Linked DNA regions of Homo sapiens: regions 2 and 3 are each linked to region 1. The links are chromatin loops, found by intact Hi-C in ENCODE. Cell type or tissue: ascending aorta. All regions are shown on one strand. Links, peaks and the distances in the headings refer to the core of each region. The heading gives the core; the rest is flanking DNA.

Evidence for each region. Peaks named below come from ENCODE experiments on the same cell type or tissue, not always from the same donor. Only the 100,000 strongest peaks of a DNase experiment are listed, where the experiment ranks them.
Region 2: it touches region 1 in a loop (2.3-fold over the local background); 5 of 110 quality-filtered maps call a loop at or near these places.
Region 3: it touches region 1 in a loop (2.9-fold over the local background); 2 of 110 quality-filtered maps call a loop at or near these places.

The regions. Positions count from the first base shown.
Region 1 is chr3:27,634,497-27,642,333 of GRCh38, reverse strand. LOC124906221 (a long non-coding RNA gene) reads right to left here and starts at 5,835. Exons shown (of 2, transcript XR_007095850.1): 1 at 3,028-5,835. It also overlaps the pseudogene TPM4P2. RefSeq lists an enhancer at 4,290-4,892. In ascending aorta, for the core only: a CTCF peak has its summit at 4,676; a DNase peak (open chromatin) is centred at 4,823; H3K4me3 peaks cover 1,380 bases; H3K27ac peaks cover 3,074 bases.
Region 2 is chr3:27,573,932-27,581,768 of GRCh38, reverse strand. No RefSeq gene overlaps it. Among named protein-coding and RNA genes, the nearest start is that of SLC4A7, 93 kb to the right of the region's middle. RefSeq lists a silencer at 2,197-2,491. In ascending aorta, for the core only: no CTCF peak of the experiment used is centred there; DNase peaks (open chromatin) are centred at 3,528 and 4,199; H3K27ac peaks cover 3,749 bases.
Region 3 is chr3:27,499,330-27,507,166 of GRCh38, reverse strand. No RefSeq gene overlaps it. Among named protein-coding and RNA genes, the nearest start is that of SLC4A7, 19 kb to the right of the region's middle. In ascending aorta, for the core only: no CTCF peak of the experiment used is centred there; a DNase peak (open chromatin) is centred at 3,556; H3K27ac peaks cover 2,350 bases.

The sequences.
Region 1 (7,837 bases), core at 1,776-6,775:
AGGGTTAAGAGGAGTCAGTCCTCACTTCTGTGTTGGTTTCTGTATGTCTCAGCCCGTCACCAGGACTACTATAGCCCATGAGGCTGGCACACTCTCCTCCTCCAGCCCTGCTCAGGGCTTTCCTTGGTTTCCTTGGTTAAGGGCAGGCAATGGATCTGATGTAGGGATATTGCCCTGACAGAGGTCATTTCCCCAACCTTCTGGCAGCCAAGTGGCCACCTCCCTTTGAAAGGTAAGCATATATCTTTCCCATTGCCACTCTCCTTCAGCCTCCTCCCTACTCCTACCTCATAAACAAGAGCAAGTGAATCATGCTATATATTCAGATAGAAATAAGCCCTATTAAGGCAGTATTTAGTAAGGCGGGGCTAATGAACAGATTCATCCACACCAAGCCCCGGAGTCTTAGCTGAAACACTCATGTAGAGTCTTCCTTATCCAGGTATCTCTTTTTCTTAACTCAAAAGTCACTTACTTAACTCAGCCAGGAGTTTTGTTAAAAAAAAAAAAAAAAAAGATTTAATCTAATCTATGTGATAACCGTATACATTTTTTCTTTACCTTTAACCTAGGCCTTGAAGTTCTTACAGCCCACTTGATAAGCTCAAGTGGAATCAGGCCTTCTCTTATTATTAAGAAGCACAGTATTTCCCAAAGACCACTCATCACTCTGCAAATAGTCTAAGGACATGAGGGCCTTAATCAAAGCAAGGGGAGAGAGAAAACTGAAAGTCACACATCAGGCCAATCCCACTGTTGCTTTGGCTGTGGGTGTGACTCTTGGAGACTGATCCCACACAGGCTGGGGGACAGTTATCTGCTAAACTGAGACACTTACTGGTTGAATCATGCCTTGGTTAATAGCACCCCAACTTGGGATTGATCCAAGGTTATAATTATTTTCATTAACCTTCATGTGCTTCATATAGTCACCAAGGTATAGCACTACCAAACAGTATTTGTCCTCAGCTGTATGTTGTACCAATACCAACCCTCCCCCACACCCTCTTCCACCTCTCTGCATTGAACTTGGGTTACCAGCCTTGACCTACCTTTCCCTCATGGTGAGTTCCTCTTTGATATTCTTTCCTGATAATAGCTATTAGTGGTCCTACCTCAATCTAAGAGTGATTCTCCAAGTGCTGAACCTCAAAAGAGTAAGAGCTGGGGTCCAGATGCAGTGGCTCATGCCTATAAGCCCAGTGCTTTGGGAGGCCGAGGCAGGAGGATTGCTTGAGCCCAGCAGTTGGAGACCAGCCTGAGCAACATAGTAAGACTGCCATCTCTGCAAAAAATTTAAAAATTAGTCATGAGGTCAGGAGTTCAAGACCAGCCTGGGCAACATGGTGAAACCCCATCTCTACTAAAAATACAAAAATTTGTTGGGCGTGTCAGTGCACACCTGTAATCCCAACTACTCAGGAGGCTGAGGCAGGAGAATTGCATAAACCTGGGAGGCAGAGGCTGCAGTGAGCCGAGATCACACCACTGTACTCCCAGCTTGGTGACAGAGTGAGACTTCATCTTAAAAAAAAAAAAAAAAATTAATCACGTGTGGTGGTATGTGCCTGTAGTCCCAGCTACTTGCACACTTAATCCCATCTACTTGCACTCCCTCACAAGGGAAGCTGAGGCAGTAAGATTGCTTGAGCCCAGGATTTCAAGGCTGCAGTGAACCACGATCATGCCACTGCACTCCAGGCTGGGTGACACAGAGATACTCAGGCTCAAAAAAAAAAAAAAAAAAAAGTAGAAGCTGAGGATTTTTAGTCCTTCTCTTCCAGGAAGGCTCCTTCACCCTACCCTTCCCTCAGAGGACAGCTCTGTAAGCGGTGAGGAGCCAGAGAAATGAACAACTCTCTCCTTTTGACCCTAAGAAGACCTGAAGAGAGACTCTTCTCTGAACATAAAGAATGTTGGCCGTTTCCTCTGCCTTCCTTTCCACCTCCCAAAACAAGGGGAAAGAAGACTGTAGTCTCTGCTTACCAGGCACTCTATCATAAACAATCTATAGCAATTTCTGATTCCTTCTGCTAAAGAACTATTGTTGAGGGTTGGAGAACAGACAAAGGTTCTTAGCCAAAAGAGTCATCTCTGTTCTGCCATAATCTAAATATTTCTTCTTCAAGTTTCTACTAATTGTCCTCTGTCTGCCTACTCTGTGATGTCCCAACTTTCAGGTCTACTTATGCACTTACTTAAAGGTCTGATTTTATTTTTATTTTATTTTATTTTTTGAGACGGGGTCTCACTTTGTGGTCCAGGCTGGAGTGCAGTGGGTACAATCATGGCTGAGTGCAATGGGTACAATCATGGCTTACTGCAGCCTTGAACCCCCGGGCTCAAGCGATCCTCCTGCCTCAGCCTCTGGAGTAGCTGGGACCACAGGCATGCACCACCAAACTTGGCTAAATTTTTTTATTATTTGTGGAGACAGGCTCTACCTATGTTGCCCAGGCTGGTCTCGAAACTTTGGCCTTAAGCGATCTACCCACTTGGCCTCCCAAAGTGCTAGGATATCAGGTGTGAGCCACTGCGCCTAGCCCAAATTTCATGATCTTTGTCTCTTGTTTCCTTTACAGGTGAAAACCTGCAGATGTGCTGTACAGATGTGGGCTGCTGTTGTACTCATCATTCCAAGTAGATTTGTCTTCTGTCTGTTTGCAAAATGCTGTGGCTCTGCTCTCTAAGCTAGGTAGAAGTGAGCACCCTCTCTCAGGATACTGTATTATGGGTCTGCGGGAGAATTAGAGAGATGTTTTATGCTGCTGCCTATGATATGAGTTTATTTCCTGGTTGAGGTCTGTGCTAGAGCAGGTTCTCACTCAGAAAGGCAGAGACAGGAAGACTGTAGGGCACTTCCTCTATGAACCCACTAAACAGCAACTCTGGGTTCTCCAGTTCCAGGTGCATTTCTGTTCAGATATCTCATGCACTATGTCATATGGTTTTGCAAACTTATCTTCATTCTATTTCACAATTTAGGCACTCCGTTCCAATTCTGGGAAGTGAAGAAGGGTCACTTACTCAATTGACTTCAGGGTCTAGGCAGTAACCAGGTTCTTGGGTTCTCTTTCAACACATACAATCTTTTGACAAACATATAAAGTTTACATGTTGAACGTGCAGGAATATTCCTCAAGTCCGTGAAGAAATTTGTGCACTCCTGTTTTACTTGAAATATAATTTTCAGTTTATCTTTTGCTGTCTTACTCTTTTTGCTTGTTTTTTTTTTTTTTTTTTTTTTTTGAGACAAAGTCTCACTCTGTTGCTCAGGCTGGAGTGCAGTGGCACGATTGCGGCTCACTGCAACCTCCGCCTCCCGAGTTCAAGTGATTTCCCTGCCTCAGCCTCCCAAATAGCTGAGATTGCAAGCATGCACCACCACTCCTGGCTAATTTTTATATTTTTAATAGAGACAGGGGTTCGCCATGTTGCCTAGGCTGGTCTCGAACTCCTGACCTCAAGTGATCTGCCTGCCTGGGTCTCCACGCTGGGATTACAGGCATGAGTCATCGTGCCTGGCCTGATATCTTTCCCGTGATAAAGACATGGGCCCAGATAAATATTTCTTTACTTTGAGATAAATAACATAGCAAGTACAAAGATCAGTAAATGAAAACTGGCCCCAAGATCAGTAAATGAAAACTCAGCCCCAAAGTCAGGTCAATGGTAGGGAACGGTGGAAACTGTGGCATCTTAGGGTAGTCACTAGCCAGTTCCAGCTGCTCACTGTCATACGAAGAAGGATCCATGCCACACGAGAGTCTAGTCTTGTCACATATTCTCATTAAAGTGAAGTGACTCTGATTTTTTTGGTGTGAAATCTCCCTATTTTTACATTTTGGCTCAAAGTTTGTAAAAATACTGTGGAGTCCAAATAAAACATGTCTGCAGACCAGAGCTAGGCTTCAGACTACCAGTTTAGAACCTGCCATGGGAAACGATAATATCTGGGAAGCACAGAGGTACCCCGGTGTTTTAAAGTGAGCAGTAGGCTGTTGAATTCACTTTACTATTGTTGTATTAGAGAAGAGTCAGAACATTTCAACATCTTGAGCACCAAGAATCATCTGAGTGACTTTTTCTTAAGGAATAAATCACACATTATGAAAAACAATGCATGCAACTTTCATCATCCCCTAGCTGTCGCGAACTATAGACAGAAAAGAACTTCATTCTCTCCTATTTTTCCAGGGAGAAAAAGATTCACAGAACATTGTTTTCCTTGGTTCAAATTTGAAGTTCTAACTTGAAGTAGCTAGGTGCTGGAGAGAGGTTAAGAGGCTGGATTGTGTGTTCATTGGTGCTTTATCCCCCTGTAGCTGGGAGAGAGAGGACAAGAAGTAGTACGGTGTCAACATGGTGAAAGAAAATGAGAAGATGCAAAACCGAATGAGGTATTCAATTATACTAATGTTGGCAAATATCTCTGAGGCTGGTATCATGTAGACAAAACATCTGGATAAGTCACTGAAACTGTCAGACCTTAGACAATAGCTGGTACATGAATGCCGTGAGAGTAGCGTTTCCACTTATAGATGGAATGCCTTTCTTCTTCTTTCTTAATTCTTTCAATTGACAAAAGAACACAGCATCACTTGAGTTAGTACTCCTGCATGATAAATAGGACACCCATGGAGGTTGTTCTATCCCTTTTATAACCTCAAGGTGCCAGACCATTTTCACTAGTTCCCTGAATTACGTAAAAAACTTAGAGCCCATGTGTAACCCTCACGCTGTCTAATTTTAACTGAATAGGTTACACAACACTGAGAAAGCTGGCACCTTGTGTGCTATGGCACTAATCATTAGCAATGTTTGGCCGGATGCAGTGGCTCATGCCTGTAATCCCAGCATTTTGGGAGGCCAAGGCGGGCAGATCACTTGATGTCAGGAGTTCAAGACCAGCCTGGCCAAAATGGTGAAACCCCGCCTCTACTAAAAATACAAAAATTTTCTGGGCATTGTGGCACACCCCTGTAATTCCAGCCACTCGGGGGGCTGGGGCAGGAAAATCACTTGAACCGGGGAGGCGGAGGTTGCAGCAAGCCACTGCACTCCAGCCTCAGCAACAAGACTCTATCTCAAAAATAATAATAATTAGTAATGTTCAAGGTCACAAAACAAATGCATAGAAAGGAAACATTGATTAAATAATGAAGAGAGAAATGAATATAAGTACAGCCTGCGTTTAACTTCTCAGGCAGAAAAAAACAATTTTGTTGTTTTTAAATGCATAAATATAATGCTAATGGGTACAGCAAACTTAGCAAACAAAACTAAACATGTCATTTGACCATGGATCTAGGCCTTAATGAATAGGCATGATTTTTAATTAGTCTATCAATTATCTGTAGATAAATGAGTATTGGACGTTACTTGTATTCTTTAAGTCTCCCAAATTTGTATTCTTGGACTCATCTTTGTGTCATCTCCATCTCCAAAAATGTCAGAATACCAAGCCCTGCTAATTGTTACCTTGATCTTCCTTGCCAATCTACTCTTCCCTCCTCAGCCTCTCAGCTAACACCCTAGCCCAGTGCTTCTCATATTTTAATTATATTGACAAATCTCCTGGGGATTTTGCTAAAATATATATTCTGGTGCCAATCCTGTTGGTCCAGGGACGACAGTTTGAGTAGCAAGGCCCCAGCCTAGTTTTTCAAGAACAATCTCCTCCCCACCCTGCTCTCAATTCTAACCTCCCTTCTGGCCCTTCAGGTGAGTTCCAGCCCTTCTTGTATCCCACTGGTTACAAGATAAATGTTTTCTTTCTTCTTTTTTTTTTTTTTTGTTTTTGAGACGAGGTCTCTGTCACTAGGCTGGAGTGCAGTGCTGCGATCTCGGCTCACCGCAACCTCCGCCTCCTGGGTTCAAGCGATTCTCCTTCCTCGGCCCCCCAAGTAGATGGGACTACAGGTGTGCGCCACCCAGTTAATCTTTGTATTTTTAGTATTTTTGTATTTTTAATAATTTTTAGTTAATTTTTGTACTTTTAGTATTTTTGTATTTTTAATAATTTTTAGTTAATTTTTGTACTTTTAGTATTTTTGTATTTTTAATAATTTTTAGTTAATTTTTGTACTTTTAGTATTTTTGTATTTTTAATAATTTTTAGTTAACTTTTGTATTTTTAGTATTTTTGTATTTTTAATAATTTTTAGTTAACTTTTGTATTTTTAGTATTTTTGTATTTTTAATAATTTTTAGTTAACTTTTGTATTTTTAGTATTTTTGTATTTTTAATAATTTTTAGTTAATTTTTGTATTTTTAGTATTTTTGTATTTTTAATAATTTTTAGTTAATTTTTGTATTTTTAGTAATTTTTTGTATTTTAGTAGAGACAGGGTTTCACCATGTTGGCCAGGATGGTCTCGATCTCCTGACCTTGTGATCCACCCGCTTTGGCCTCCCAAAGTGCTGGGATCACAGGTGTGAGCCACCATGCCTGGCCACAAGATAAATGTTTTCTAAGTACTCTTCTGATTGTTTTAGAATGGATCCATGTCCACTTAGAGGCACACAGGCTCAAGGCACTCCAAGGGTTTAGTAGGGAAGCATTGACTAGTTGACTCTGCTGGAAAAGGTCTACCAAAAAAGCAAACCTGGCAAACCTTCTCCCAAATTCCCCATTCTCTGTGCAGTCTTTTTTTAGTCATGATCTGTGCTGCCAATATGATACCAGTCCCAAGGGATTCTCTCTCTGCTGCCACTTTAAAACCCTCATCTGGAAATGGTCAAAAGCCCCTTTTCTTGGTTATACTTAGCACAGAAAGGAGGGGAAAAAGAGAGAGTAGTGATAGAAATTCTTAAAGACATTATGGGAATCAGAGCCAAGTATCTGATCTGAAGGCAATACACTCCAACCCCAAAGCCTAGTATCATTTTCTTTTTTTTTTTTTGTAGTTTATGTAAAAATTTATTTGACCAAAATGTAGAAAAAGTGATACTATTACATATGATACAGTTGCAAGAATCTAAAGTAAAGTGTGGATTTTATTCCATTGCACAATTTGCTAGTGTATTTCCTGGGTAGTGTGGTGCTGAATAAATAGGAGTGGGGTGGTGAGGTGGGGTGGGTAAGGGATTCAGATAAGCCAGAAGCAGGGTGATTTTTAGTCGGAATTGCAAACTTTAGTCGGCCCCCACACGCTGCTGGGGAATGTGGAATGTTCCAGCTCTGAGATGTTAACTGAGAAAAGAGAAGTCAAACAAAGCCGATACGTGCAGCCCTGTCTACAGAATCCTTCATTACCCAGTTTAATCAGGAGTTTCTTGGTCTTTTATTAACTTGGTCCCAAAGAAGGAATTCAAGTCCTAGATAAGTAAATCTTCAATTTGCTATTCCCTGAAGTATGGAAATGAAGTCGGGCCAATTTTTAATCTCTGCTGCCAGAGAGGCCCTTTCTGCTAATAGATAAAAACTCTTTTGCTCAACTTAGTAATGACTTGTAGTCTTTTGGATATGGCTGATCTGAATTGGACTGAACTCCACCATATTCCTGGTGAGTGGGTCATTACTGGAATGAGACATTTGCTCTTCAGAGAACAACTTTATTTTAATTTTCCTTGAGATTGAGTCTCACTCTGTCGACCAGGCTGGAGTGCAGTGGTGCGATCTCCGCTCACTGCAATCTCCACTTCCTGGGTTCAAGCGATCCTCCTGCCTCAGCCTCCCGAGTAGCTGGGACTACAGGCAGGCGTCACCATAATTTTTGTATTTTTAGTAGAGGCATGGTTTCGCCATGTTGGCTGGGCTGGTCTCGAACTCCTGACCTCAAGTGATCTGTCCTGTTGGCTGGGCTGGTCTGGAACTCCTGACCTCAAGTGATC
Region 2 (7,837 bases), core at 1,195-6,194, 60 kb after region 1:
AGAGAGCCTATACAAGATTCTCCTGACCAGGGAAGAGGAGAAAGAAGTCAATGGCCAATTTGTTGGTCCATTGAACTTTAAAACCTGTATATCATGTACTCTCTTTCAGACAGTCAAGCCTGTTGGCCCTCTTTCTCTGCAATATCTGCATGAACTGTTGCTGTCAAAGAGAGGACCCAGGCTCTACATTGTCAGGGCGTTAACTATTAATGCAAGTAAATATGATTGATGTGCTTTTGAAAGGGGATTTGATCCCCCTGGAGTTATGGACATTGGCCTTTGGTATTGATTGAATCTTGATTCAGTATAGATTTATTTTATTTATTTATTTATTTATTTTGAGACAGAGTCTCACTCTGTTGCCCAAGCTGGAGTTCATGGCACGATCTTGGCTCACTGCAGCCTCTGCCTCCTGGGCTCAAGTGATTCTGCTGCCTCAGCCTCCTGAATAGCTGGGATTACAGACATGCGCCATCATGCCCAGCTAATTGTATTTCTAATAGAGACGGGGTTTCACCATGTTGGCCAGGCTGGTCTTGAACTCCTGACCTCAGGTGATCTGCCCACCTTGGCATCCTAAAGTGCTGGAATTACAGGTGTGAGCCACCGTTCCTGGCCATATAGATTTATTGATATTCTTTCACATAAGCAAACACCTCTGCACTCTAAATTTGTCTAGGCCCCCAAAGCTCATAGATATGAGTGAGGTCATATTCACATACTACCCAAATGTTGCTACCTCATAGTCCTCATGAGTGTATCTTTCCCTCTACCAAATCTGTGTCTTTTTTTTTTTTTTTGAGATGGAGTTTCGCTCTTGTCATGCGATCTCCACTCACTGTAACCTCCACCCTCCAGGTTCAAGCGATTCTCCTGCCTCAGCCCCCCAAATAGCTGGGATTACAGGCAGTGCCACCATGCCTAGCTAATTTTTGTAGTTTTAGTAGAGACGGGGTTTCGCCATGTTGGTCAGGCTGGTCTCAAACTCCTGACCTCAGGTGATCCACCCCCCTTGACCTCCCAAATTGCTAGGATTACAGGCATGAGCCACTGCGACCGGCCCCAAATCCATCTCTTGTTTTCAGGTGATCAAAAAGGTGTCCTCCTAAAAATCAACTGTTGGAGCCCTAACCCCCGGTACCTGAGAGTGTGACTATATTTAAAGACAGGGTCTTTAAAGAGATGAAGTTAAAATGAGGCTGTTAAGTTAGGCCCAGATCTAATCTGACTGGTGTCCTCATACTAAGAGGAAATTTGGACACACAATGAGACACCAGAGAGGTGCATGCACAAAGAAAAGACCATGTGAGGATGCAACAAGAAGGTGACCATCTGCAAGGCAAGGAGAGAGTCCTCAGAATGAAATTAACCTTGCCAACACCTTGATCTTGGACTTCTAGCCTCCAAAACTGTGAGAAAACAAATTTCTCATAGCTGTATAAGGAACTCAGTCTGTGTTATTTTGCTATAGCAGCTCTCGCAAACTAATACAGTCCCTGGCTCTGACAATGATTGTTGAAACTTGTGTTAACCAAGGGTTTTGGGTGCTTTGACACGGGCGGTTTTCTGCACCCTGGAGGGACTGACCCTCTAACGGCTAGCCAATTCCTAGAAATAGTAAAGGACTCACCTACCTTTTTTTTTTTTTTTACCTTTACTAGGTAAACCTAGTAAAGTTTACCTTTTACATGTAAGTCAAGTAATCCAGAGTCCATACCCCAACTATCTCCTCTACTAAGCTGTCACTGGGCTTTCACACCTAGGAGGCTGAGGCAGGAGAATCGCTCGAACCAGGGAGGTGGAGGTTACAGTGAGCTGATATCACGCCACTGCACTCCAACCTGGGTGACAGAGAGAGACTCTGTCACAAAAAAAAAAAAAAAAAAAAAAAGGAAAGAAAAATTTGTATGTTTAGTAGTGACAGGGTTAAGCCATGCTGGCCAGCCCAGGCTGGTCTTGAACTCCTAAACTCAGGAGATCTGCCCACCTTGGCCTCCCAAAATGCTGGGATTACAGGCATGAGCCACTGCACCCAGCGAGACTCCATCTCAAAAAGAAAGAAAGGAGGAAAGAAAGAAAGAAAGAAAGAAAGAAAGAAAGAAAGAAAGAAAGAAAGAAAGAAAGAAAGAAGAAAGGAAGGAAGGAAGGAAGGAAGGAAGGAAGGAAGGAAGGAAGGAAGAAAGAAAGAAAGAAAGAAAGAAAGAAAGAAAGAAAGAAGAAAGAAAGAAAGAAAGAAAGAAATTTAAATTTTCACAGCACGCTTAAACCCTGGAAAAATCGGTAAGGTAAGCGTAAGCAATTGCCCTTTGCCCCAGCCTGTTTTTCTGATCTGGAAGGATGGTGATCCATCTGTTGACTTTCTCTTTGTTTTGAGATGGAGTCTCTCACTGTTGTCACCCGGGCTGGAGTGCAGTGAGCCTAGGCTCACTGCAGCCTCTGCCTCCCAGGTTCAAGCAATTCTCCTGCCTCAGCCTCCCAAGTAGCTGGGATTACAGGCGTGTATCACCATGCCCGGCTAATTTTTTTTGTACTTTTAGTAGAGACGGGGTTTCATTATGTAGGTGAGGCTGGTTTCAAACACCTGACCTCAGGTGATCCACCTGCCTCGGCCTCCCAAAGTGCAGGGATTACAGGCATGAGCCACCATGCCTGGCCCCATCTATTGACTTTCAATCTTCTATTGCTTTTCTTTTCTTTTTTGAGACAGAGTCCCCACTCTGTCACCCAGGCTGGAGTGCAGTGATGCGATTTCAGCTCACTGCAACCTCTGCCTTCTGGATTCAAGCAATTCTCCTGCCTCAGCCTCACGAGTAGCTGGGATGACAGGAGCGTACCTCCATGTCTGGCTAATTTTTGTATTTTTAGTAGAGATGGGGTTTCACCATGTTGGCCAGGCTGGTCTCAAAATCCGGACCTCAAGTGATCTGTCCACCTTGGCCTCCCAAAATGCTGGGATTACAGGTGTGAGCCACCGCACCTGGCCTGCTTTTCTTTTTTAAGCTTACATTTATTGAGTGCTTTGTGTGTGCCGGATATTCTGCATAGACCCTGACAGTTCTTGGAAATTTTTTCCTAGTAACACGCACACACACACACACCCCCCACACCATCCTTGGACCAAGCATTAGAGTTTGTACTAGTGTGAAAGGATTTTGTTAACATTTCAAAGTTTCGCTTTATTGTTCATTAATCGTCGCATTAATCCTATTAGGTACTATTATTATTATTCCCATTTAACTGATACGAAAAAAACTGAGGTTCAAAAAGGCTCATTACTTGCCCAAGATCATAATAAGTAAATGAATTCAATGGCAAGCTGCGATTAGAACTCAGAAACATCTAACTCCAAAACTTACGAGGCTAGGCCTTCCCTATTTTATGATTTGTGGTCCCACATCAGGAGAGTTACTGTCTACCTGGGGTAAGACATTTAGCCAAAGGAAAATACATTACTTGCTATGCTTGTTCAGTTTCCTTTGTACAGGACCAGAAACTAGCTGGCCTTAGAGGTCAGCACTGAGGTAAGTTCCAGGAATGGAGTGAGTCAGGCAAAGTATCCAGATCTTTCATTAGTGGACAAAATCCAAAAGGCAAGTACCAATATTGGAGCCAAAGAAGGGAGCTCTGGTCATTTCCAGAGAAGCCATATCAGTATCAGATACCAGGGGCAAGTGTAAGGCTAGATACAGGAAATGAGACACAAGGTCCAGAGCCCCAGAAATCAGAAAGATGTTAGGGAGAAAGAGGAAGAGACAAGAAGAGGTAAAAAACCTCCAAAATATAGACCAAGAACAAAGGCAGGTGTGGGGAGTTTGAATTAGATTCTAAAGAAGAAGGAAATAAGACAGCTTAAGACTGCAGGCTGTGGCTAGAGAGAGGTAATTGGGAATGCCTTTATGGAACCAGTGATGATGGGGTTTGAGCTGGCCCTTAAGGGATTGGCAAGATTAGATTAGACCAGGAAGTTATTTCAGGAAACTGGAGAAGCAAATTTTGGTCTATGCCTATAAGGGAACAGCAAGCTGATATTGTGGTTGCCAACAATTTAACAAGAGACATTGCTCTGAGGCCAACTGTTCCATGAGCACTCTTTTTTTAAAAAAAGAAAAACAGTCTCGCTCTGTTGCGTAGTTTGGAAGGAAGTGATCTGATGATCACGGCTCACTGACAATTGGCTAAGTTATTTTTATATTTCGTAAAGACAAGGCGTCCCTATGTTGCCCAGGCTGGTCTTGAACTTCAGGGCTCAAGGAATCCTCCTGCCTTGGCCTCCCAAAGCGTTAATATTACAGGTGAGGACCACCATGCCTGGCCTCATGAGTACTCTTGGTCTTTAATTCCCCAGTGGTTCAAGAATTAAGTAATGGATCTGACGTCCATATTAAGGGATTGTCTGCATCTAAGCAGAGGATCCAGGCTTATGATACAGGGCAGGGTTTCTACAGATGGACGCCATGACAGAGGTGTTCTTCTTACAGAAACAACACTCCAGTGTTTTATGGCTACATCGTATGAACTCTGGGACATTATTGTCAGTTTGTGGAGCAGGAAATCTATCTGGGAAGTTTATCACTTTTCCTTCTTGAAGTGTTAAAATGTACATATTGCCCAAGGTATGGAGCTCTCATTAAGGTTCTCTCTGAAGGAGCTTGGACATCAATAATAGGCCAATCTGGTCTGGGCATGGTGGCGGTGGCTAATGCCGTAATCACAGCTCTTTGGGAGGCCAAGGCAGATGGATCACTTGAGCTCAGGAGTTTGAGAACAGCCTGGCAACATGGTAAAACCTCATCTCTCCAAAAAAAAAAAAAAAAAAAAAAATTAGCAGGCCTGGTGGCACGCACCTATAGTCCCCCAGCTACTTGGGGGGCTGAGGTGGGAGGATCACCTGAGCCCAGAAGGTAGAGCCTGCAGTTCGTCATGATTATGCTACTGGACTCCAGCCTGGACAACAGAGTGAGACCCTGTCTCAAAAAAATAAAAGAGAGAGGCCAATCTGGAAACCCCTGACTCCTAGGAAAGTCAGAATTATACCAAGTGCCTTTTTTCCTTCACATAGAAGACCATGTCCCACCTTATTCTAAATTAAACAATGAGTGAGGCTTTGCTGTTGTCTTGTTGAGCTTTGGAATATGGTTCTACACTCCAGTATACTCACCTACCCTCCCACCCCAGCAAAAGTTTTAAAGTCCTATTAACTAAAACTAATCCTGAATTCAGAGATAACATCTGGGATAGTAAAAGGTGAACATGTGACAGTGTAATGCTAATTTTCTAAAGAACAGACAGAGTACAGGACATTACTTTGGGCAAGTAATGCTTTGTCAGGACATAGTGTCTCCCTTACGAAGGGAGCAATGAAGCAGCTAGAACAATGACTGGGCAGGAGCTCTGCATGAGGAGAGTGCAGGAACTCAAGAAACATTCTTGGGTTGCTAATGATCCTGATTCTCACGAGCCAGTTGATTGCAGTTCACTGGGAAGGATTTGTATTTGTATGATACTGAGAAATATATATTTGGTCTTTGACCGTGTGTGCTGGCACACAACTCCTAAAATCCTTGGAATATTCAAAGTGATAAGTGTCTTTCATACACTGAGTTGACTCAAGGCTGGCAGTTCCTAGGTAGTTGCAGGATGGGGGCCTGGTCACCAGAAGGAACAAGGCAGGGTTAGAGGGGATGGGACTTTCAGCTCCATCCCCCAGCTTTCAGGGAAGTGCACAAGAACTCATCCATGTGCCAAGAGAATGTCCCCAACTTCACAGGGACAAAACTGCCGCACTCAAGGACTCTTCTAGAACTCATCCTGTGTATCTCTTCATGTGGCTGTTTATTTGTGTCCTTTAAGATATCCTTTGCATTAAATTGGTCAATATAAGTATTTCCCTAGTTCTGTGGGCTGCTCTAACAAATTAATCCAACCCAAATCGGGGGTTGTGAAAACCCCAAGTTAAAGCTGGTTGGTCAGATGTTCCAGGGGCCTAGATTCATGACTGGTGGGAAGGAGAGGGGGCAGACTTGTGAGATGGAACCCTCATCCTGTGGTTTCTGATGCTATACAGCTGGGATCCACTGCAAAACTGATTGCTTGCATGGTGTGTGGGGAGAAACTCCCACACATTTGCTCACAGAAGTCTTCTGTGTTCGTTGTTGTTGTGGTGTGAGAACAGCAGACAGATGGTTTGAGTTTTTTCCGACACAATTAGGGTTCAACAAAATATAGCAAGGCAATATCCTTTGTGCTCCTATTCCTTTTAGAAATCTTTTAAAGCAGTATGCAGGAAAAAGAAAAGTCCAAGAGTGACTAAAAGAATCTGCAAAGTAAATGAAGGCCAGGGAGGTGCCCACAACAAGCAGGTAGTCTAATGGGGATTTAGATTCTCATTAACACTAGTTTTGGGCCAGGTGCAGGGGCTGACTCCTGTAATCCCAGCACTTTGGGAGGCCAAGGCGGGCAGATCACTTGAAGTCAGGAGTTTGAGACCAGCACAGCTAACATGGTGAAATCTCATCTCTGCTAAGAATACAGAAAGTAGCTGGGCGTGGTGGTGGGAGCCTGTAATCTCAGCTACTCCGGAGGCTGAGGCAGGAGTATTGCTTGAACTTGGGAGACGGAGGTTACAGCGTGCTGAAATCATACCACTGCACTTCAGCCTGGGCAACAGAGTGAGACTCCATCTCGAAAACAAAAAACAAAACAAAACAAAACACCACTAGTCTTGGTCTTTGGTACTAATAAAAATAAAATAATAAGATAAATAAATTATTGCCAGGTGTGGTGGCTCACACCTGTAATCCCAGCACTTTGGGAGGCCGAGGAAGGTGGATCACAAGGTCAAGAGTTCAAGATCAGCCTGGCCAAGATGGTGAAACCCCATCTCTACTAAAAATACAAAAATTAGCTGGGCATGGTGGTGGGAGCTTGTAATCCCAGCTACTCAGGAGGCTGAGGCAGAAAATTGCTTGAACCCGGGAGGTGACGGTTGCAGTGAGCTGAGATGGTGCCACTGCACTGGTCTAGCCTAGGCAACAGAGCGAGACTCCGTCTCGAAAAAAAAGAAGAGAGATAAATGAATTATCAGTAATACATCAGTGTGTGGACATACTACTTCCCTGTTTGACATCTTGAGAAGCCATAGGCCCCAGCTGGGAGAACACATGTTTGGCTCAGAGCTGTGTCTGAACCTTGTCTCCACACCTAAGGAATGGGAGGAGGCAGGCTTTTCAGCTCCTCCACTTTCCCACTCCCCAGTGCAGAGCTCAGTGAGTGACCCAGGACTGGTGCAGAGCCCGTTGTCTCATTGTCACTGGAAATGCAGCAACGCAAAGACTGCTTTATTTCATTTTGTTTGGGGACTAAAAGACAAGAAGATTAAAGCACATGGCACTCGTTTTAAAAACAGGAATAGAACAGATGGGGTACGGAGCATCTACACAATTATTTTATTACTCTTGGGTTGTTACCAATGTTTGCTCCTTCTCAGCACAAAAACACTAGAGACTTTAATGACAGGTGTGTACATGAGTGTGTGTGTGTGTGTGTGCATGCTGACTGATGTGACATTCTCTCATTAGGGTCTTAGAGTCAACCTAGCCAGTCCTAGGCACAGTTATGAAGCAATATCATGGAGCACCTGAATACAAGTTTTGGAAGAGCCCTTTGGAATCATAGTTGCCAACTTCCTCATTTTGTAGTTGAGAATTAAAGTCCAGAGAGATGAGCTTTTTTGGAGAATCATGTAGCTTGTTGATTAAGGTGAGTCATGAGCCCAGGAATCCAGCAAGATACAGTGGAAAGAACACTGGCCTAAGACCCGGTGTCTGGGTCCTTCTAC
Region 3 (7,837 bases), core at 1,195-6,194, 130 kb after region 1:
TTAATCTGTAAAATCCCAACCAACCAGCCAGGATCATATTATCAAATTTATTTAACAGATCTTTATGTACTTCATATACTATGTACAGACTGTTGAGAGGAATACAGAAATGTGTAGTCCATGCTCCTAAACTTTATGGAGTGTATTAATTTTGAATTCAGAAGGCACGAAAGCAATTAATTGTAACAACCCAAAGTAGAATTAGTGTTCTAATATCACGTGAGAACATTAATGCTGCTAATAGCCCCTCTCTCATTAACCCTTCTAGCCCTTATATTTCATAATACATTATATAGAAGTTTTTTAAATTCTACCTTCAGTAGTTCCCTATGGTTTTTCCAACTCAAATGATAATTTACTTAAGATCAGGAAGCAGATCTTCAGAGCAGTGCTTCCTAAGTGTATACAAAGGCCCGTGATTCTGCATGTCCAGCAATCTCCCAGAGGCCAAGACTGCTGGTCCTCTGATCATCTCTTTTGTCCCCTGTAGCTTTGGCCACACTGTTCAGAAAACACCTGAAGATTCAAGATTGCAAAATTAATTTTGAAACTATCAATCACTCTTATTGCACCAGGAAAACTAGTTAGGAAGTTCTCAAAACACGGTAGATACTTCATGTGCTCAACAAATTATAGGGCAAATTGGATATGTTAGAATACTGTCTCTCCAACATTTACCCTCTTGGTGCTATTCTCTGTGCACTAAGCCTAAAGATTAAACATAGGAACATATCCTGCACTTTTTTTATTTTATTTTTATTTTTTTGAGGCAGAGTCTTGCTCTGTTGCCCAGGCTGGAGTGCAGTGGCATGATCTTGGCTCACTGCAACCTCTGCCTCCCGGGTTCAAGCAATTCTCCTGTCTCAGCCTCCCGAGTAGCTGGGACTACAGGCACACGCCACTGTGCCTGGCTAATTTTTGTATTTGTAGTAGAGACAGGTTTCACCTTATTGGTCAGGCTGGTCTCAAACTTATGACCTCAGGTGATCCACCCTCCTTGGCCTCCCAAAGTGTTGGGATTATAGGTGTTAGCCACTGCGCCTGGCCTATCCTGCACTTTTTAAAGAGGATGAAACATGTGTCTTTGTATTTTAACTCTGGTCTCTCCACAGAATTGCTCAGTTAACATTTCCTCTGGGTTATTTTATTTTATTTTATTTTTGAGATGGAGTCTTGCTCTGTCGCCCAGGCTGGAGTGCGGTGGCACCATCTCGGCTCACTGCAACTCCCGCCTCCTGAGTTCAAGCGATTCTCCTGCCTCAAACTCCCAAGTGCTGGGATTACAGGGACCCACCACCACGCCTGGCTAAATTTTTGTATTTTCAGAGAGAGGGGGTTTCACCATGTTGGCCAGGCTGGTTTTGAACACCTGACCTCAGGTGATCCACCCGCGTCAGCCTCCCAAAGTGCTAGGATTACAGGTATGTACCACTATGCCCGCCCTCAGGGTTATTATACTTGCTTTGCAGAGTAAGTTCTTTTGTAAGAAAGGGTGTGGAACTGAGTGCTGGTCATGGGCTCCAGAACAACTATTAAGCCTCAGTGCTGTGTAACAGTTCCAGAACAGTACATGCGTGGTGACAGCCTGCTGCTAATGTAGCCTAGTCCTCCCCCGCAAAGTAAAACACACAATGCAGGCTTCAGCCTGTTTTGTTTGATATATTTTGTCCCCCTCCAGCAGTTCATTTTATTTATTTATTTATTTGAGACAGGGTCTCACTCTATCGCCCAGGATGGAGTGCAGTGGTGCAATCTCAGCTCACCGCAACCTCCACCTCCCAGGGTTCAAGGAATTCTCCTGCCTTGTTGGCAGGTTGGTCTCTAACTCCTGACCTCAAGCAATCCACCCACCTCGGCCTCCCAAAGTGCTAGGATTACAGTTGTGAGCCACTGCACCCAGCCTACCAGCAGTTGATATTGAAATGAATTCTTCATGGCTTAATCTTTAGTATCCTGGGTCTTTCTTACCCCAGTGTAAGCCCCTCTAGTTATCTAGTGCCTCCCATACATCCCCAAACCAATCTCTGCTTCCTCTTCTTTGCCCTTGATGGGTCTTCCTACCAAACTTTCTCATTCTGCCCTTTGGGACTTTTATTCTCTCCATTGCAGTTTGAGTGATCTTACATAAACACAAGACTGATCAAGTCACTTTGCCTTAAATCCCTCCAAATGGCTCTCACTGCCCTCAAAAAATGCAAAAAATGTTGGAACTCATTAACATAATGGAGAAAGTCCCCACCTTCCACTTTAGCCAGTTTGTTTTAGTTCCTGGAATGTCCCATTCTCTTCTACCCCTGGTTCTTCGAGTGCTGTTTCCTCTATCTGCACACTTTCTCTAGTTTTATTCCTTTTTGTACATTAGGTCTCACCTAGCAGTTTCTATGTTTGAGCCTCTTTCCCTGACCCCAGGAATGAAGCTACCAGGGTTTGCCTGTACTCCCATCAATGCCCTTACCCAGTGCAGAGTAATTTCCTGTTTTCTTGTCTGCTTTCCCTGTTAGGCAGAAAGGTTCACCAGTCTTTGCCTTGTTCATATAGTACCCTCAGGGAGTAGCACGTAATAGATTCTCAACAGAACCACCTTCATGAGCACTGAGAAGGGAGCTGTGGGCTTGGGATTTAATGTTCAGCAGTTGTCCTCTTATACTTAATAATTTATTTTTGAATTTGTGTTTTGTAAATGAAGACCAGTGGAACAATGGAGCATGCACCAGGGGTTTGAAGTCTAGGCTCTAGCCTGGTTCCACCTCACTGGATGCTCTCCTGCCCCTACTCAGTGACTACTGCCATCCTTCTACATCCCCACACACCCACCAACAATCTGGGCACAGGAGGAGCACTATGACCACCTGTGGAGTCACTCACAGAGTCTGCAATGTCTGCAAGGGTCTGCAAATATCCACATGCCCAAGGGAACACGACATTGACTAGCAAATATAAAACATAATTTCAGGTTGAGAAGGAGACTGCAGAAGAAAGAAAAATACTTTTTTCTTGCTTTCTGAACAAGGAGTTTTCCATTTTCATTTTTCACTGGGCCCCACAAACTATGTAGCAAGCCCTGGTTCTCAATGAGTATTTGTTGAAAAGATTAATCAGAGTAATTTGATGAACCAACTGCATGTTGTTTCTTCAAAGCAGTCACCTAGAGAGATTTTCCAACAGTGTTGTCATTTCTTAAAATACTTTGGAACTTTTGAGAAAGTCACTCCTTTGTTTAACAGTTTTTTGAGCATCTACTATGTGCCAGATTCTGGTGTTAAGCAGTGAATTATTCAGACAAGACTGGAAAATCTATTCTTGGAATTACTTTGGAGTGGACTTACTTTTTGAAAGTAGCCAGAAGTCTCTGGGGATCACATTTGGCGAATAAAGTGCACTATAAAGCTAAATAATAGCAATCATATGACTTGAGACTAAAATAAGCTTTATAACAATGAAACCACAAATTAAACATATTGGGTTTCTTGGCCGGGCATGGTGGCTCATGCCTGTAATCCCAGAAATTTGGGAAGCTGAGCAGGGTGAATCACCTCAGGTCAGGAATTCGAGACCAGCCTTGCCAACATGGTGAAACCCTATCCCTACTAAAAACACAAAAATTAGTCCGGGCGCAATGGCTCATGCCTGTAATCCCAGCACTTTGGGAGGCCGAGGCAGGCGGATCATGAGGTCAAGAGTTCAAGACCAGCCTGGCCAACATGGTGAAACCCCATCTCTACTAAGAATACAAAAATTAGCCGGGCATGGTGGCAGATGCCTGAGGTGGGAGAATCACTTGAATCCAGGAGGCGGAGGTTGTAGTGAGCCAAGATCATGCCACTTCCTTCCAGCCTGGGCCACAGAGCGAGACTCCGTCTCAAAAAAACACAACAAAAAATTAGCCAGGTGTGGTGGCGCACTCCTGTACTCCCAGCTACTTGGGAGGCTGGGGCAGGAGAATCGCTTAAAGCTGGGGAGGTGGAGGTTGCAGTGAACCAAGATTGCACCACTGCACTTCAGCCTGGGTGGCAGAGTGATACTCCACCTCAAAAAAAAAAAAAAAAAAAATATATATATATATATATGGGGTCCTTATATGAATTTATAAAATTATTTTAAACAAACATTGAAAATTATTTCTTTCCTTTTTTTTTTTTGAAACGGAGTCTCACTCTCTCGCTCAGGATGGAGTGAGTGGTGCGATCTCAGCTCACCACAACCTCCGCCTCCTGGGTTCAAGCAATTCTCCTGTCTCAGCTCCCCGAGTAGCTGGGATTATAGGTGCATGTCACCATGCCCAGCTAATTTTTGTACTTTTTAGTAGAGATGGGAGTTTCACCATGTTGGACAGGCTGGTCTCAAACTCCAGACCTTGTGATCCACTTGCCTCGGCCTCCCAAAGTGCTGGGATTACAAACGTGAGCCACAGCACCTGGCCAAAAATTATTTCTTAATAAATGTAGAGTATCCCAAGGTTACTACCTTGATGCAGAAATTACAATTTAAATGTAGAAGTTCTATAGTAAATATCTTTTTTTAAAAAAAAAACTTTTTTTGGTCAGTTCCATTTTTCTATATTGTCATTTCTATTTTCTTTCTTTTTTTTTTTTTTGAGTCACAGACTTGCTTTGTTGCCCAGGCTGGAGTGCAGTGGCGAGATCTCAGCTCACTGCAAACTCTGCCTCCTGGGTTCAAGTGATTCTCCTGTCTCAGCCTCCTGAGTAGCTGGGATTACAGGTGCCCACCACCACACCCAGCTAATTTTTGTATTTTTAGTATAGATGGGTTTTCGCTATGTTGGCCAGGCTGGTCTCGAACTCCTGACCTCAAGTGATCCCCCCCACCACCTTGGCCTCCCAAAGTGCTGGGATTACAGGCGTGTGCCACCACACCCGGCCTGGTTTTTTATTTTCTTAAACATTACTTTTTCACATAATCCCAGACACAAAAGGAATCTGCAGCTGGCCAGAATGTGGTTATTAGGAATAACCTATTTCCACAATCACATTATTCTCATAATTTCCACCATGACTTGTTTGCTGATTTATTGGAGCTTCCAAATTATGATTTTGTTCATTTCTTGAATCCTTGTGATAATCTATTTATTTTGCAATACCTTCTCTATCTAGGCCAGACACAGGCTTATTAGCTGTGTTACCTTAACTTCTTTATGCCTCAGCTTCCTCATAGGATTGTAGTGAGGACTAAGGAATTAACATATGCAAAGACCTTAGCGTACTGCTTGGCATATGGTAAATGCCACACAAGAACTTTATTATAGGCCGGGGTGTGTTGGTTTATCCCTGTAATCCCAGCAGTTTGGGAGGCGAGGTGGGAGGATTGCTTGAGACCAGGAATTGAAGACCAGCCAGGCAATATAGCAAGACCCTGTTTCTACAAAAACATATTTAAAAATTAGCCAGGTGTGGTGGCATGTGCCAGTAGTTCTAACCACTTGGGAGGCTAAGGCGGGAGGATCGCTTCAGCCTAGAAGCGCAAGGCTGCAGTGACCTATGATTGTGTCACTGCACACTACTCTGTTGTCCAGGGGAGTGCAGTGGCTCGATTTCAGCTCACTGCAACCTCCGCTTCCTAGGTTTAAGCAATTCTCCTGCCTCAGCCTCCCAAGTAGCTGGGATTACAGGCACGTGCCACCACACCTGGATAATTTTGTATTTTGGGTAGAGATAGGGTTTCACCCTGTTGGCCAGGCTGGTCTCGAACTCCTGACCTCAAGTGATCCACCTGCCTTGGCCTCCCAAAGTGCCAGGGTTACAGGTCTGAGCCATCATGCCTGGTCCCAATAATTATTATTATCTGGCCTTATGCATCTAGGTCAGAGGTAAACAAAGTTTTTCTCAGAAGGGCCACATAGTAGATATTTTAGGCTTTATAGGTTAGATGATCTCTGTCACAACTATTCAACTCCACCATTGTAACACCAAAGTCAGCCTTAAATAATACATAAGTGAATGAGCATGGATGTGTTCCAATAAAACTTTATAAAAACAGGCAGCTGGTCAGTTTTGGCCCATGGGCTGTCATTTGCTGATCCCTGACTAGGCCTTTTCAACTAAGGTTTGCATGTGGATGGCTGGGAAAGGCTTAGCCAGGAGTCAAGAATGGAGGAGCAACAGGACCCCAGTCATCTGAAGCCCAGGTCACAGTAGTAACAGGCCTCTGTAGATATTATGGCCAAAAGTAAGGGCAGAGTTGGCATCCCCATGGACAGTGGAGGTAGTGGTGCTGACAGGCTACAGCTGGAAAACAGGAAGATGACTCCATGTATTTCACTTTCCAGAATTAGTTTTGTCCTGACAAATTGATTCAGTGAGCATTTTATAAACACCTACTCAGTGCCTATGTATGTAGAAGTTTACTGTTGATCTACCTACGCAAATGCCATATTTCAACCAGCTAATATTCAGTAGCCATCTCTAATTTAATTATTAAAAACTAGAGAAAGGTTTTTGAGGGTGTTGCAGTCCCCAGATTTCTATAACATTTTTTTTTTTTTTAATGAGATGGCGTTTTGCTCTTGTTGCCCAGGCTGGAGTGCAATGGTGCCATCTCGGCTCACTGCAACCTTTGCCTCTCGGGTTCAAGAGATTCTCCTGTCTCAGCCTCCTGAGTAGCTGGGATTACAGGTGCATGCCACCACACCTGGCTAATTTTTGTATTTTTAGTAGAGATGGAGTTTCATCATATTGGTCAGGCTCATCTCGAACTCCTGACCTCAAGTGATCCACTTGCCTCGGCCTCCCAAAGTGCTAGGATTACAGGAATGAGCCACTGTGCCCAGCCTACATTCTTTATTCTTACAGTTTTTGGTGAACCTAAGTAATAAGAGAAACTGGAACCTATTTAGTTATACTGGCCCCTGACCTGTTTGGCAATTACTTCCCTCAGGACTGGCCTCAAAGGAACCAGAAAGTTAAGCTTCATGTGATTGCCTAAGTAGAGATAGTAAAGTAGATCTAGACAGATATATACTTGTTTTCTCTATGAATTTGATGTCTTAATGCATTTGGCAGTCAGCATGTCTTGTTTTGCAACAGTCTGCCAGTTTTGTGTGGCACTCTCCTTAAGATAACAAGATTTCCATGCTTGAGTACCAGATAGTCTGGATTCACATTGTACTTTTCAGGGGTAGAGCTTTTCCTACAATCCTGAGGATGATCCAGACTTAAGTTGGGCTCTTATGATATATAACAAAAGGCTTAGATTGATTCATTCAGGAAGTATATTAATGTTAGCATCTTAGTTTATTTCCTTTCAATCATCTAATTGTTAACTTTTTTATGTATTACCTTCAGTTGATCATGTATAGATAGCTACAATTGATTCTATAAAAAAAAAAAAAACTTTTTTCCTTCTGCTCTCACATACTGAACACTGGACACCAGATGTGTGTGGGTTTTTCTCCACACACCAAGCAATTCTCTAGTGGACAATAGCTGGGTGTTCGACAATTAAATTCAATTCTGACACTAACTGGAGTCTGCACTGGTTAAGGGCTCACAGGTTAAGGGCTCAATCCCACAAGAAGACTGTCCCACACTTGAGAAACCAATCCCAAGCAGTAGGTTTCTGGTTACTTACAACTTCTCCCCCACTTGGTTGGAGGTTCTCACAATCCTCTCCTCAGATGGATTAATTTGCTAGAGTGGCTCACAGAACTCAGGAAATACTTATATTGACCAGTTTATTATATTAATAAAGGATATGATAAAGGACACAGAAGAACCATTAGATCAAGAGATACATAGGGCGAGGACTGGCAGGGTTCTCTCCCTGTGGAGTTGGGTTGTACCACCCTCCTGACATATTTATGTGTTCGCTAACCCTGAAACTC